Linked DNA regions of Homo sapiens: regions 2 and 3 are each linked to region 1. A link is a loop called in an ENCODE intact Hi-C map of the cell type or tissue named here. Cell type or tissue: MCF 10A. All regions are shown on one strand. Region 1 overlaps LOC105375310 (a long non-coding RNA gene). Region 2 overlaps NPAS2 (neuronal PAS domain protein 2). Region 3 has its middle 34 kb from the start of NPAS2.

Region 1 (5,000 bases):
TCACTAGAAAGACGGCATGACTGAGGAAGTCGGTGGGAACAAGCCTGCTTCTCCCATGGGAATGTTTCTAATCCTTTACTGTGGCCACCCTTCTCCAAACTCTGCGGAGGGAGATTGCAGGCTGACCCTACCATGGTGCAGCATTTGGACCATGACTGTCTGGGGGCACGAAGTGCTTTGTGATTTGGTTTAAGGGTGAAATCAGTGGTTCCAAACATTGAGCGCACATTAAATCACCTTGGAACATTGCATTGCAAGAATGCCCAGTTTCCATCCCTGAGCTGCACTAATCAGACTTTCTGGGATATGACGGTTTGGGTGATGTCGTTTTCATAGATTTAAAAGTGATTCTGAAGAAAAGCAGGGTTGAGAACTGCTGTTGAGTTCTTGATGTATGGATTGAGAAATTCGTTCTGAATCGAAACACCCTGTCATCCACTAGTTAAGAAAAATTAACTCTGTTTGCTACTGGTCCCCAAATGGGGCCAGTTGGGCTCTTATGGGAGGGCCCAGCAAATCTGAAACCTTGTTAGTGTACTCCAGACTTCTGCCTCATGCCTGTGTCCTTGGAAACCTAGGCTCCTCCTCTTGCCCTGTGATCCCAGGGGTCTGGCAGGTGAAGGTTTCAGCCATGTTTCACAGTGGGACACCTGCCATGGCTCACAAAGTTGTTGACTGTACGAATTCTGTGTAGTGTCCACTCATGTCCTCCCTGCCCACACCAGCCCTGCCCAGCTGTCTACATGAATCCTGGCAGGACTGAGGGAGGCAACTGAATCCAACCATCCTCACACAGGACAAAGCTATTGTTATGACTAACAATAAGTCACTCTCTATCCGTCTTAATTGCATCAGATCTACTGTTATTTAAACATTGCGTTTATAGTCCTTCTCCTCAAGTAGAAAGTAAGATTCATGAGAGCAAAGATCTTTATTGTGTCACTCACTGCTATGTTGCCATTGCCTAGAAAGGTGCCAGGCATATAGTAGACACTTAATTTACACATGATGCATGAATGGATGATGCAATAGCACCCATTTATGGAGTATGTATTATGTGCCAGGCTCTATATCACTTCACATGTATCATCATGTTTAATTCTCACAACAAGCTTAAGAGGGAGGTGCTACTATCTGTTCTCATTTTAGAGAAGCGGAAATTGAAATTCAGACAAGTTTACACACCTGCCCAAGGTTACACAGGTAGGAAGAAGCAAAGCTAGGACTTGAACCCATGACTTTTCAACTGCAAAGACCACGATCCTAACTATTATATTATACTCATTCCTCTTGCTGGGTATGGTGCAGGGACATGTATTTAGCAAGGACTGGCTGCTTGTCTGTCAGCCAGTCACAATCTGGTTGACTCTGGCACTGAGTAGTCATGTTAGTGGCACAATCTCCAGGGAGAGTTATTGCAATCTAAGGGCTGAAAAGGAAATAGATTCCTATACCTTACTCCCCAAATCCAAGGTTCTTCAGGATATCTACTGCAATGCTAGACAAGCTTATTAACTTTTTTTTTTTTTTTTTTTGAGACAGAGTTTCACTCTTGTTGCCCAGGTTGGAGTGCAATGGCGCAATCTCGGCTCACTGCAACCTCCGCCTCCCAGGTTCAAGCGATTCTCCTGTCTCAGCCTTCCAAGTAGCTGGGATTACAGGCATGCACCACCGCGCCTGGCTAATTTTTGTATTTTTAGTAGAGATGGGGTTTCTCCATGTTGGTCTGGCTGGTCTCGAACTCCCAACCTCAGGTGATCCACCCGCCTCGGCCTCCCAAAGTGCTGGGATTACAGGCGTGAGCCACCGTGCCCAGCCAACTTTTTTTTTTTTTCGGAAGTTTACCCTAGCAGCATATTGAAAGGGCCAAGGTGAGATCAAAGTATGTCTCTCTTGGGTAGTGAGACCCTGAATGACTTTTATTTTACCCTTTATATTTTTCTGCAATGCATATGTATATTCATTATAACAAAGATCCCCAAGTGCATTAGCCTACGTGAGTTCAAAGATTATTTTTGCCTCAGGTAAACAGTCCAGGGCAGAAAGGTGAGCTCTGCTTCATAAGGTCATCAAGGTTTCCAACTGGCCCAGCATGTCTGCCTTCAACATGTGGCTGTTCTTTGGGTTAAGGCTCCTGCTCCAGTTGTTCTCAACTTCGTGGTTGAAAGTAGCTCGCCAGCACCACCTCCAGGAGAGGGGCTGGAGGATTAGGAGAATCTCAACAGCTTCATCTTTAAGTAATTACTTATATCCCACTGCCCAAAACCTAGTTACATGGTTACAACTAGCTGCAGGGTTGAGGTTCATGTTTTTGTGTGTATAAATGCCAACACAATTTGTTGAAAACACTATCATTTCTTCATTGAATTTCCTTTGCACATTTGACAAACAAGATTGATTTGTGTCTATTTCTGTACTTTCTATTCTGTTCTGTTGATCTATGTGTCTCTCCCTCTGCCAATACCACACTGTCTTGATTCTTATAAGTCTTAAAATTAGATAGTGGGATTCTTCCAAAGCCAATTTTCTTTTGGCTATGCTAGTTTCATTGCCTTTTATATGAATTTCAAAATCAGCTTGTCAAATATCTGCAAAAAATTCTGCTAGAGTTTTGATTGACATTACATCAAAAGCATAGATTGATTTGGGTAAAATTGTCCTTTTTCTTGTTGAGTCTGCCAATCCATGAACATAGTATGTTTCTCCATATATTGAGGTCTTCTTTGAGTTATTTCATCAGCATTTTAGTGTTTTCAGCACATAGATTCTATGTATGTTTTGTTAAAATTATTTATACGTATCTCTTTTTGGGGGGGAGCTCTTATCATTTTTTGTTTGTTTCTGATTGTTTATTACTATCTTTATAAATATACATGATTTTTTGTATTGACCTTATATTCTAGAATGTGTTTAAACTCAGTATTATGTTTTCCCCAAAAATTTACATATTGAAGCCAGTTAACTGTATTTGGAGATAGGGGTTTTAAGGATGTAATTAAGGTTAAATGAGGTCATAATGGTGGGTCTCCAATCCAATAGGACTAGTGTCCTTATAAGAAGAGGAGAAGATACCAGGAATGCAAGTGTAGAGAAAACATCATGTAAGCAAGAAGGCAGTGATCTGCAAGCAAAGGAGAGAGGACTCACCAGAAATCAACTTGCTAGCACCTTGCTCTTGGACTTCTAGCTTATAGAAGTGTGAGAAAATAAATTTCTTCGGTTTAAGCCCCTCAGTCTGCAGTATTGTGTTATGTAGCGCTAGTGGACTAATACACTCACTGATTCCTTAAAGGAGCTTTTGGTAGACTTCTTGGGTTTTCTATATAGACAATTGTGTAAACTGCAAATAGGGAAAGTTTTATGTCTTCCTTCCAATCTGTATGTATTTTATTTATTTTTCATGCGTTATTGCAGAGTCTAGAAGTTCTAGTGTTATGACGTATACTGTGGTGATAGTGGACATCCTTCCCTGGCTTTGTTCCTGACCTTAGGGGCAAAGTATTCAGTTTTTCCCCATTAAGTATGATATTAGATGCAGGTTTTTGTTGATGCTCTTTATCAGGTTGAAGTGATTCCCTCTATTCCTAACTTGCAGATAATTTTTATCATGAGGTAGTGTTGTAGTTTGTCAAATATTTTTTCTGTGTCAATTTACATTATCATATGATATTTCTCCTTAGCTTATTGACACAGTGGATAACTTTGAATGATTTTTTGAATGATGAAGCAATCTTGCGTAACTAGAATAAATCTTACTTGGTTGTGGTGTATAAGTTCTTTTATATATTGCTGGATTCCATTTGTTAATATTTTGTTGAATATTTTGACATTTAGATTCATGAGAAACAGCCTGGGCAACATGACAAAACCTCATCTCTACCAAAAAGACAAAAATTAGCCAGGGGTGGTGCATGCCTACAGTCCCAGCTACTTGGGAGGCTAAGGTGGGAGGATCACCTGAGCCTGGGAGGTGGAGGCTGCAGTGAGCTGTGATCATGCCACTACATTCCAGGCTGGGTGACAGAGCGAGGCCTTGTCAAATAAATAAATAATAAATAAGTAAATAAATTGATGAGAGATATTAGTTTGTAGATTTAATTTTTATACTGTCTTTGTCTGGTTTTGATATCAGGGTAAAAATGGGCTCATAAAATTAGGCGGGATATATTCCCTCCTCTTTTCTGGAAGAGATTGTGCATATTTAGTGTTATTTCTTATATGTGTGGTAGAAGTTGCCAGTGAAACCATCTTGGCTTGGAGATTTCGTTTGTAAAATTTTTAAACTATAAATTAGTACTATTCAGGTTATCTGTCTCATTTTGAGTGAGTTTGGGTAGTTCGTGGTTTTTAAGGAATTGATCCATTCCATCTAAGTTGTTGAACTTATGTATGTGGAGTTATTCACAGTATTTCTTTATTGTCATTTCAGTGGCTGTGGGATCTATGGTTAGTTTTATTTTTTAAATATTTCTTGTTACATTTCACAAGAAAGCATGCTGCATTGGTTTTTATAAGAAAGTCTGTTCTAGACACTTCTCAAAAGAAGACATTCATGCAGCCAACCAACATATGAAAAAAAGCTCATCACTGATCATTAGAGAAATGCAAATCAAAACCACAATGAGATACCATTTCACACCAGTCAGAATGGGAATTATTAAAAAGTCAAGAAAAAACAGATGCTGGCGAGGCTGTGGAGAAACAGGAATGCTTTTACATTATTGGTGGGAATGTAAATTAGTTCAACCATTGTGGAAGACGGTGTGGTGATTCCTCAAGGATCTAGAACAGAAATATCATTTGACCCAGCAATCACATTACTAGGTATATACCCAAAGGAATATAAATCATTCTATTATAAAAATACATGCATGTGTATGTTCGTTGCAGCACTAGTCACAATAACAAAGACATAGAATTAACCCAAATGCTCATCAATGATAGACTGGATAAAGAAAATGTGGTACATATACACCACGGAATACTGTGCAACCATAAAA
Region 2 (5,000 bases), 170 kb before region 1:
AAGATGACCAGTGTCAACAGGGGTACACAGGAGCATGACAAAAACCCAGACCACTCAGCCAGTCCTAGACAATGTGTCATTTCACAGTGAGGGGCAGGGCTGAGTGAGCTCTCTAGAAGGTTTCTCATGGAGCACTGCAATATGTCACAGAGAGTGTGTCCTACAGCTGCCTATCTTGCTGGTGGCCTCACCTGCACAGAGTGAAAGCCAGCGAGATTCTGCCAGGCAGACCCCCGGGGGCCAGAGAGCTCTGCTGAGCAGGGGGACAGCTGCATCTTACCTCTTGGCTCTGTCTTTCTCATCTTCATCCATTAGATTTTCTATGCAGTTTTTCCTGCAAAAAAAAAAAAAAAAATTAAAAAGAATGGATAATTACTGTCTGCTTCTACATCTTTCTTAAAAGTCTTTCAGGTTGTTGTCATTTTGGTCTTAGCCCAGTGGTTCTCAAACTTGTTGGTCCTGGCACCCCTTTACACTCTCAAAATGGACTGAGGTCTCCAAAGCACTTCTGTGTATGTGGGTTAAGGCTGAGAAATGTTTAAATGCACAGGCACTCTTTCATTGGGCATCGGAGCAATGAAGTCATCAGATGTCAAGTAACTTCTGGAAAAGTCAGAACAATTATGTCGTGTACACTCATGAGACAAGGAGAGCTCTTTTAAAAGGAGCAAATAACGAGTTAATTATATTTTGAAAAAATGTCTTGACCTCAAGGACCCCAAGGGTCTTCAGACCACACTTTGAGAAGTGCTGTCCAGACCTGCTCAGTGAAGCAGCATCTGTTCCTCTCAAGCCTTAGGTCGCACGCACCTCCCAGTGCCTGCCTGGGATCCGTTAGCGACACCACAGCGGGCCTTGTTCACTCCTGCTTGCAGGACCCCAGTGGCCTATGACATCCTAAAGGAGAGTGTTTATCTGTCCATTCAAACCACACAAGCTCCTCTGACAAGTGGCCTGGAAGAATCAGCCCCAAAGGAGTGTAATCCGCAGTTCCTCCCTTAGGGCGTTTACTCTCCTTGAGACAGCGAAGGTGCACAGATGTGAAAGATTACGTAACAATCCAGGAATGTTCTTCCTCAACACCGGAGCCTCTACTCTCCCAGGCCACTGGCTTGATGCTTCTCAGGCCCACAGATCCAGCTTCCTCTCCTACCACACGCAGGCCTGGGTTCCCTCCACCCCTCAGAGCTGCATAGCCCTGGCTCCTTTCTTCATTCACACATTTCCCAGAGCCCCACCTGTCTGGGGTGCGCCCCCCAAGTCAGCACATCAAGCAGAACCGTTCTCAGGGCACTCATGAGGCCAATGCCAGCTGTGGGAGTGGGAGGCTGAAGGCTGCGGTGGCTGGGAGGGCAAAGTGTGATCGAGGTAAAGGTGGGGACCATGGAGAAGCTGAATCACCACTGCCCACCCGCTTCTACGCTCAACACACAGGGTCTTCAGTCGGAACTCCCAAACCAGCACTTCGCAAATGCACCACCAATTACTCTTGAAATATAAAGTTTCAGATAAAAATTTTCAATGGAGCCAATCAATCTTTCTCTGAGCTCATTTAGTTTTGTGATTTTGGTCACCTACGTACACAAACATGGGTCTGAGCCAAAGCAAAGATGAATTCTGCAGCCACAGCCCCTGTTCACATAATGCCCATGCAGTCAACAGCAGGCATATTCCACAATGGACTAGCAAGAAATGCTGCTTAGAAGTTAAAGCCTGTATTACAATTGAGTCAGCGTTAACACATCTGCAAACAGGCCTGTGCTTAATGTTTTCCAGATGGAATCTGTTCAAAGTTTTATGTCAATTCATTGAATGATGCCCTACCCCAAGCCTGTGCTTCCAAGGAGAATGGTGGCTGATCAAAGCCCCAGGGCATGAGCAAGGACCCGGCCACGCTGTGTTCTTTACCAGGGGCCCCTGGACAGAGCTTGTCCACAGGAGGGCTGGCTGCTGCTCCTCAGTCCACTCTCCTGAGCTCCTGGGATCCTGTTTGGATGACCAGGGTTGCTGAGTCATAAACTAAACATCTAAAAATGACTAATAGCTCTTCTTTATCAACCACATCTTCTGTGATTTGTATGTTTATCCCGCAGACATTTCCTGAATCTATAAAACCTGGATGCTCTACACCCATTTCCTCTTCTTCAGCATCCCTCTCATTTCCCTGCCCCGTTCCTCTCACTTGACCCGACTAAGCCATTCAGCTGAGCTGCACCCAGTGTGAGGAGAGGGCCTCTAAGCTGAGTTCCCATTGCACCTGTCACAGAAGCTCCGTGCTGATATTTTTACTATTTTGTCACCTCTGTTGTCTACCATGTTATTTTTTCACTTAAAAAATTGTGATAAAATACACCTCAGAAATTTACCATCTTAACCACTGCTGAGTGCCCAGCTCAGTGGCATTAAGCACATTCATACTGTTAGGCAACCATCACCACCATCCATTCCAGATCTCTTTGCCCTTGCAAAGCATAAACTATTCATTCAACAAGAAGTCCCCATTCCCTACTCACTCCAGGCTTCGCAACTGCCCTTCTACTTTCTGTCTCTATAAATTTGACTATTCCAGGTCTGTCATGTAAGTGCAACCAGACAGTATTTGGCTTATTTCACACAGCGTAATGTCCTCAGGGTTCATCCATGTTGCTGCATGGGTCACACTCTCCTTCCTTTTTAAGGCCGAGTGATATCCCATTGCACGGAAACGCAGTGTTTTGCTTGCCCATTCATCTGTCCATGGACATGGGCTACTTCCACCTCGGCTGCTGTTGAGTGTGGGTGTCCATCCCCCCTTGCGTTTTAGAGTCACCCTTTTACTTAATAATAGGATCTGGAACCAGCTTGAAGGCAAACAAGGAACAGGATGGAAGGGAAGAAAAGCAGTCCTCTGAGGTCAGGTTAAAGGAATCACAGAGAAGTTTAGGGGGTGACAATGACTCTTCTCAACCGTATAAAGTTTTCAGTGAGAAGGATTTTGAGCATCTACTTTTTTTTTTATTTTGATCACAGAGTGCCAGAAAACAGAAAAGGAGCTTAAATGAAAGCAGAGGAGATTTTGTTTGGAGCTGAGACATAATGGTTGAGGTGATGAACCCCCAGAGTGAACAATGGAGGGATGCCGTACAGCCTTTACCCCAGATAACCATGTGTCCTACGTGGCGTAGACAGTCACGAGGTGTGTGAATCAGGGTCCCAACAGGAAAGCAGAAGGCGGGTGGGATCCTCTGAGGAGTGCTGACTTACAGGGGGGCTCTTTGTAAAGGTGTGGGTGGGGAGTAGGGAACCAAGAGGGACAGTGTGGTTACCTGAGGTGGGGAACGGCAGAGCTGTGAACACCTGTAAGGGGAAGGGACAAGAGGGAAATTACTTCCCAAACCTGGAAGGAGTGTGTCCCATAGGAGGCGGCCTTCAGTGAAGGGACAAGAAGGGAGCCAAGGGAATAAACACTCTCATTCTCCACCCACCCTCTGATCTCCTGCTGCATCTCCTTTAGCCATGTCTGCAGGATCCTCTGCACAGGGGAGCGTCAGGGAAGAGAGAAGGGAACACGCCCGGTAACATTCATCTCTCTGGGGCTCTTCCAGTTCTGGGTTTCTTGGGTTTTCCTAGAACACAAACTCTCCGGAGTCTTTTTAAGCTTTGTAACATCCCCCCCAGTTTGAAATCCAGGCATCTGCACCTAGCAACTGACCACACAAGAAATCATGATCAACAGTAACAATAATTATGGGAGCCTGATGAAAGGAGAGGCTGAGAGGGGTTCCCAGAACAACCTGAGCAACAAAATGAGTGACAACCGTATTGATTATAGCCTGTGCCACAAACTAAATACTCATGAGTCTTATTTATTTGTTTTATCGTTCCCCACCTCAGGTAACCACACTGTCCCTCTTGGTTCCCTACTCTCCACCCACACCTTTACAAAGAGCCCCCAGATAAATAAACAAATGGGGAGGTAGAAGGAGGGAGGGAGACAGCTTCCTCTTACAGAAGATTCCAATTAATAAATGTAGAAGGAACAATGGCAATAGAAAATCACCATCATGCTTCATGCTTCATGCCTGTAATCCCAGCCCTTAGGGTGGGAGAGTGGGAAGGATAGCTTGAACCCAGGAGTTTGAGACCTGCCTGGGGAATATAGTGAGGCACTGTTCTCCACAAAAAGGAAAAAGAAGAGAAGAGAAGAGGAGAAGGGAGGGGAGGGGAGGGGAAAAGAAAAGAAAAGAAAATCACCATCGGCATACCATAGTAATCATTGTTGCAGGCAAGATCCACCGATGGATGCTAAAATTAATGTGAAAAAGCTTGGGGAGAAACAGGATATTTGCAGAGTTTCAAAGTATCTCTCTCAAGGTATTTATTAATTACAAAAGAAAAACATTTTACAGGGAAGAAGGTTGGCAGACACCACTTTCACCTACTGGTCAACATTAACATCACCAGTGTTGAGTCATATAGAAGTCTCTGTGGAAATAAGCACTCGTTCCTCTTGGGTGTATATATCTAGGAGTGTCATTCTTGGAACACGGGGTAGCTGTATGCTTACTTTATTAAAAACTGCCAGGCTGTTTTCCAAAGTGAACGTACAATTTCATATTTGCACCAGTAGTGTACAAGGAGTTCCAGTGGCTCCATTCTAACATGTAATATTTCTTAATTTTAGTAATTTACGTGGGTGTGTTATGATATCTCATTGGGATTTGCATTTCCCTGATGACTAATGATGCAGAGCACTTTTCACTGGCTATTTAGATATCTTCTTTTGTAAGATGTCTAATTCTTTTGCCTGCTTAAAAAAATTGGACTGTTAGTCTTCATCATACTGATCATAGAAGTTTATCTCTACCAGGTACAAGTACTTTGTCAGAAAATATGAATGGTGAACATTTTCTCCCAGTCTGTGGGTGGCCTTGGTGCTTTTTGGATGGTGTCTTCTGATGAGCAGTTTTAAATTTTGATAAAGTCTAATTTATCAACCTTTTATTTTATGGTTAGCGATT
Region 3 (5,000 bases), 56 kb before region 1:
ACACACAGGTACACAGAATGTAGGTCATGCTTGGCACACAAAACCTATTCTGAGAACTGATGTGTAAATCAACTCATATTTTTAAGGCAGTACATAGCTTACATTTTTAATAGGATGCAGAAAATTATAAGCAAGAAAAGAAATATGTATGATTCAGAAAATATAGAAATAGAAATTCAATAAAGCACAGATGAAAAGTTCATCTCTTTCCCTTCTTCTACAATTTCCTCTTCAAAAAGGCTATTTTGTTTTCTTGATTTCTTTCAGAACTTAAAGAAACACACCTGTATGTATGTATATATGTTCATGTTCATGCACACACACCCACACACATAATTTACAGGGGGTTCAAAATATACAGGCATGAGGACTGGCTTTTTCACATGCTTTGTAAGGAGATTTTTACTCTCAGCACACTCAACACCTCTCCCTCTTTGTCCTGGCTGTATAGTATTTCATTCTATAATGTTAAGGGTTAAATTGTGTCCCCCACAAAAAGATATGTAACTCCAGTACCTCAAAATGTAACCTTATATGTAGATTGTATTTACAGATTAATTAAGTAAAAACGAAGTCATTAAGTGGGCCCTCATCCAAAATGACTGGTGTTCCTATTGTGAACAAAAGTTCTTTGAAAAAGAATTTAGAAGAAAGAGACTTTATTCTAGTAAACAGTTTGCAAACTAGGAAAACACAGCCTTTGTTATGAAACAAAAATTTGTTCCAGAGAGCAAAAGGAAGACAGGTTTTATAGCAAAAGTTCTTGCCCAGGTTCCCAATCAGGTCCATTTATGCAAATGAAGGATTGAGATTCATTTAGTTCTTACTGGTTGACACAACTGAGTTCTTATTGGTCAGTGCAGCTGAGTGCCCATTGCTAGATACAGCTGAGCCCTGATTGGCTAAGGTAGATGAGCACTGATTGGTTGGTTATGGTGAGCTCTGAAAGTCCCAAAGGTTAAAAAGTGTGGGTTTTTGGGAGAACATAGAGTACATGCGTGACCTCTAGGCAGCAAATGGCTGCTTGGCTCTATTTTAAATTTAGGCCCAGTTAGCCACTTAAAGGGTTGGCTTTTTCAGGTTCACATTTGTTCACATGATTAAAAGGGGAACTTTAGACACATAGAGCGGGAAGTTGATCTGAAGAGCACGGGGAGAAGATGGCTGTCTACAGGCCAAGTAGAAAGGCCTCAGAAGAAACCAACTCTGCCAACACCTTGGTCTTGGACTTCCAAACTCCAGTACTGTGAGACAATAAATCTCTGTTTTTAAGCCACCCAGTCTGTGGTACTTCGTTAGGGTAGCCTGAACAGACTAACACATATGGTGCATCATAATTTATTTTACTAATCTCTTTGATAAACACTTTGAATTCAAAAGAATACTTTTCACGCATTAGGAAAATGCATTAGGTAATTGGAAAAAACCCCATGTAGTAAGTTCTTTTTTTGTAGAATAAAAAATTCTTTAGGGGGTGTTAATACTTATCCATCATTCTTCAGGCTGGATTATTTGCATTTGAACATATCAAGCTTTCTTAAAGTAAGTCCACCTATAAACCAGATGCCTGTGCAAGTAGACAAAGTACAATTACAGAGATTTCATATGTAATAGTGAGATCATGAGTGAAAGAGAGTCAGGTGACATTATTAGGAATCTTTTGGTTGCAAGTGACAGACACTGCACTTGAACCAGCCTGAGAGAACAAGGAAACTAATTTTAAGGCTCGGTGTCCTGCAGGATCTAGGAATAGCTGGATGTCAGGGCAAACAGACCAGGGACTCAAACACCCTCAGAACACTCTGTTGCTAAATTTAGTCCTGCCCCTCTCTGGACATTTGATCAATTGTCCTTCTCTTCTAGAGATCAGCTTCCTCCACTTTTGTGGTCTGGCTTTGAAAGGTCTCTGATGGGCTCAGCTTGGGTCAGGTGGTCACGCCAGGACATACCCTGGTGCATCTTGAGAGAAGAGTCACTATACTAATCTGACAGCAACCTTGGGCACAATTTGGATGATGGGAGTGGAGCAGCATGAGGGTGGGGGCTGGGTACTGTCAGAGTAAGGGGGGTGATGTTTGAGTGGCCATCACCTAGGGTCTCCTCATTGTTTTTGACAAAAATTTCCTGGAAGAGGTAGAATTTCAGCAGTGCCACCATTTGGAGAAAACCTAAGGCTTTGTCATACCCAACCCAAGGACTCTGGTCATGCCATCTTCATGGGCCTTAGAGAAGACCCCCTAACTGAGTAGAGTCACCCTTGACAGGTAGAGGCCACCAAATGTGCCTATCCTCTGCAGCTGTGCCATCTTTCCAGGCAGAAGCAAAAAGCAGCAGGCATGACTGCCGAAACAAGACTGGGCTCTGCCTGCAGGAAAATCCGGGCTGTGGTGGTGGCTCAGCGCCTGCCAAGCAAAATACCAGTTAGGAGATGTCGCTGGCATGCAATTTAAAGACTCACTTGACTAGTACTTGAGGTTATTTAGAAAAATACCTTTGGTCACATGCTTCCCAGAATGTTATGTACTTGAAATGAATCATCCCTACCCAGCCCAGAGCGATTTAATTACAATCCCCTCCCGTGTTACTTCTTTTAAAACTTGACCTTCTTTTCTGGTTGCAATTCAAATTCGGCAAAATATCAACTTGGTTTTCTTTTTTGGAAGCCGAGGAGGAATCTTTCTATAGCTGAACAGTTTCAGACAGGAAGAAGGGACCGAGTTCCACGGTGAGAAGCCTTGCAATACAGCAGTGACTGCAGATGACCTTTAATAACTAGGAAAATATCATTCATCTGTGAGGGTTGTTAGATAATTTGTCTCAACATCATACCCGGCTTGTAAGCAAAAACAAACATCTGAGGTAATACAAACAGACCAGGTTCCTAGTAATCTGGTGAGATTATGCCAGCCACACACTCTTGATGTGTGTGTCTCTAGGTGGGGGTCACTGTTCATACACAATGCTGGGGGGCTTTAGGGGTGATGCACTTGATGTGAGTTTTGCTTTTCTAAATCTGAGCATCCTCACTGGCTTGTGTTATTGTATTTGGAGAACCACCCGTGCCAAGGGTGTGTCCTCTTAAGTAAGCATCCATAGCAAGGCACCTCTTGCTTGCCTGAGCGCTGATGCATTGAGTGGGTAGAAATGCCTGCTTGCTCTCAGTCCTAAGGTTGTTTCTTCTGCTGCGACCTGGATCCTGGTGGCCCGACATGGGCTGTGGAGACAGACAAGCCTGCAGCCACGTCTTTCCTCTGCCATTCACCTAAGCTCTCCGAATCTTAGCTTCCTCATTGGTTAAATGGGGATAATAATAATAGTGCCTACATCACAGAGCTGTTGTGAGGATTAAATGAGATAATCTATGTGTCTGCCACAAATCAGGAATTCAATAAATGGCAGTCTGTTCTGTAAAAACCACAATATCAGCTCAAATTGGAATCAAGTAAGTCTCCAATAAAATAAAAAGCAAAGGTTTCCAGTCATAAATCATAAGAAATACCATTTTAGACTGATAGAATGCTTTTCATTTTGCAGTGCGATCACTTCTATTATCTCATTTTATTTTTCTGCAATCCCCATGCGAGAGGCAGGACAAGGATCATGAGCCCCGCCTGTGGATAAAGCAACTGAGGCTCAGACAGCCTTCATTTTTCCATGCCAAGTGCCGAGGGCAGACCCGGCCTGCGATGGTGCCCTCTGAGTGTGTGACTAATGGCGCACAGGCCATTGCAGCAGTATCGGCCATAGAACAGGGTGGCCATCAGGGTGCAGGGTGAAGAAAGCATCCAAAACAGCAAGATATCAGGACTAGATTTTAAGCTCCTGAGGGCAGGCATTGCAACTTGAATTTTTTCACAAACGTCACAGTTTGTAGCCTGGACTCTGCATATAGTAGACAATATATACCTTTTCTGTTCGTAATACCATTTCTGCTCATAAACCATGCCTAAGTTGCTCTGGTCAGCCATTATGACTGACTAGTCACACTTTAAAAGTTATAAATCAACCAAAGGGTTATTCATCTGAAGTACGAAAACGGGCTGTGCAGATGATTTAATAGAACGGCCTTTGACCCTGAAACTGCAGATGATATACAGCCAGGAGAACAGGCTCTGGGGTCAGACTCGGGCGAGCTCATGAACCCCCTGAGCCCCAGTTTTCTCATCTGTAATGCAGTGTCAGTAATACTCACCTTGCAAGGCTTTTTGTGCAATTGAGAGAAAGTGCATATGAAGTGACTGGCACGTGATAGAAGCTTAACAATGTTGATTAGTGTTATTCCTTTTTAATCTGCTTTTTGGTTTCTGGTAGTCAGATTGTTTCCAACTCTGAATCTGAAGCAAACAATGCATGATTCAATAACATGTTGGACAAGGGTTTCTCTCTCATTTTCTTTATGTTCCAAATTAGTTGTTACATCCGGGAGATGTTGACCCTAAAAAACCACATTCGTAGATGTCAGTCAGGTGTTGATCAAAACCTATTGTTCTCGAATCAGCTCTCATAGGGTGAGAGTGGGAAAGTGGGAGAACTCAGCCAGGAATGGGACAAAGTTCAACTTGGCCATCTTTCCAGAGAGCCACTGTGGGTTCCTTGAGATCCAGAACCTTCCATCCTTTCCTGGTGTCCGTCCCAGACCCCTTCTTCCCCAGGCCTCATTCTTGCTCACTCCCTCCTTTCCAAGAGTCATGCTTGGGAGGAGACATATACTCACGTGGGAGGGCACTTTCAGCTGCAGGACTTGACACTCTTGTTTTCTTAGGTATTTGAGATAGGAATGTTATTCACAACAGCCAAGAGGGGAGTCCCCTCTCAAGTGTCCATCAGCAAAAGAGTGGTTGAACAAAATGTGGTCTATGCAATGTGGCCCATACAATGGAATATCATCCAAGATTTGTATACCATTTTTTTTTTTTTTTTGATGGAGTCTCACTCTGTCGCCCAGGCTGGAGTGCAGTGGCACGATCTCAGCCCACTGCAAGCTCCGCCTCCTGGGTTCA

Evidence for each region. Peaks named below come from ENCODE experiments on the same cell type or tissue, not always from the same donor. Only the 100,000 strongest peaks of a DNase experiment are listed, where the experiment ranks them.
Region 2: a loop joins it to region 1, with 4 times the contacts of the local background. A loop is called at or near these places in 8 of 110 quality-filtered maps.
Region 3: a loop joins it to region 1, with 7 times the contacts of the local background. A loop is called at or near these places in 8 of 110 quality-filtered maps.

Annotation. Positions count from the first base shown.
Region 1 is chr2:100,727,647-100,732,646 of GRCh38, reverse strand. It overlaps LOC105375310 (a long non-coding RNA gene), which reads left to right. Exons shown (of 3, transcript XR_001739612.2): 1 at 1-1,203. Among named protein-coding and RNA genes, the nearest start is that of LINC01868, 50 kb to the right of the region's middle. RefSeq lists a silencer at 2,006-2,300. In MCF 10A, a CTCF peak has its summit at 2,207 (motif pointing left); DNase peaks (open chromatin) are centred at 886 and 2,156.
Region 2 is chr2:100,900,067-100,905,066 of GRCh38, reverse strand. NPAS2 (neuronal PAS domain protein 2) reads right to left here. Exons shown (of 21, transcript NM_002518.4): 2 at 281-334. The coding sequence starts at 312. Among named protein-coding and RNA genes, the nearest start is that of NPAS2-AS1, 75 kb to the left of the region's middle. RefSeq lists enhancers at 1,258-1,780, 1,487-2,686. In MCF 10A, no CTCF peak of the experiment used is centred here; DNase peaks (open chromatin) are centred at 1,026 and 2,016.
Region 3 is chr2:100,783,927-100,788,926 of GRCh38, reverse strand. No RefSeq gene overlaps it. Among named protein-coding and RNA genes, the nearest start is that of NPAS2, 34 kb to the left of the region's middle. In MCF 10A, no CTCF peak of the experiment used is centred here; DNase peaks (open chromatin) are centred at 2,466 and 3,086.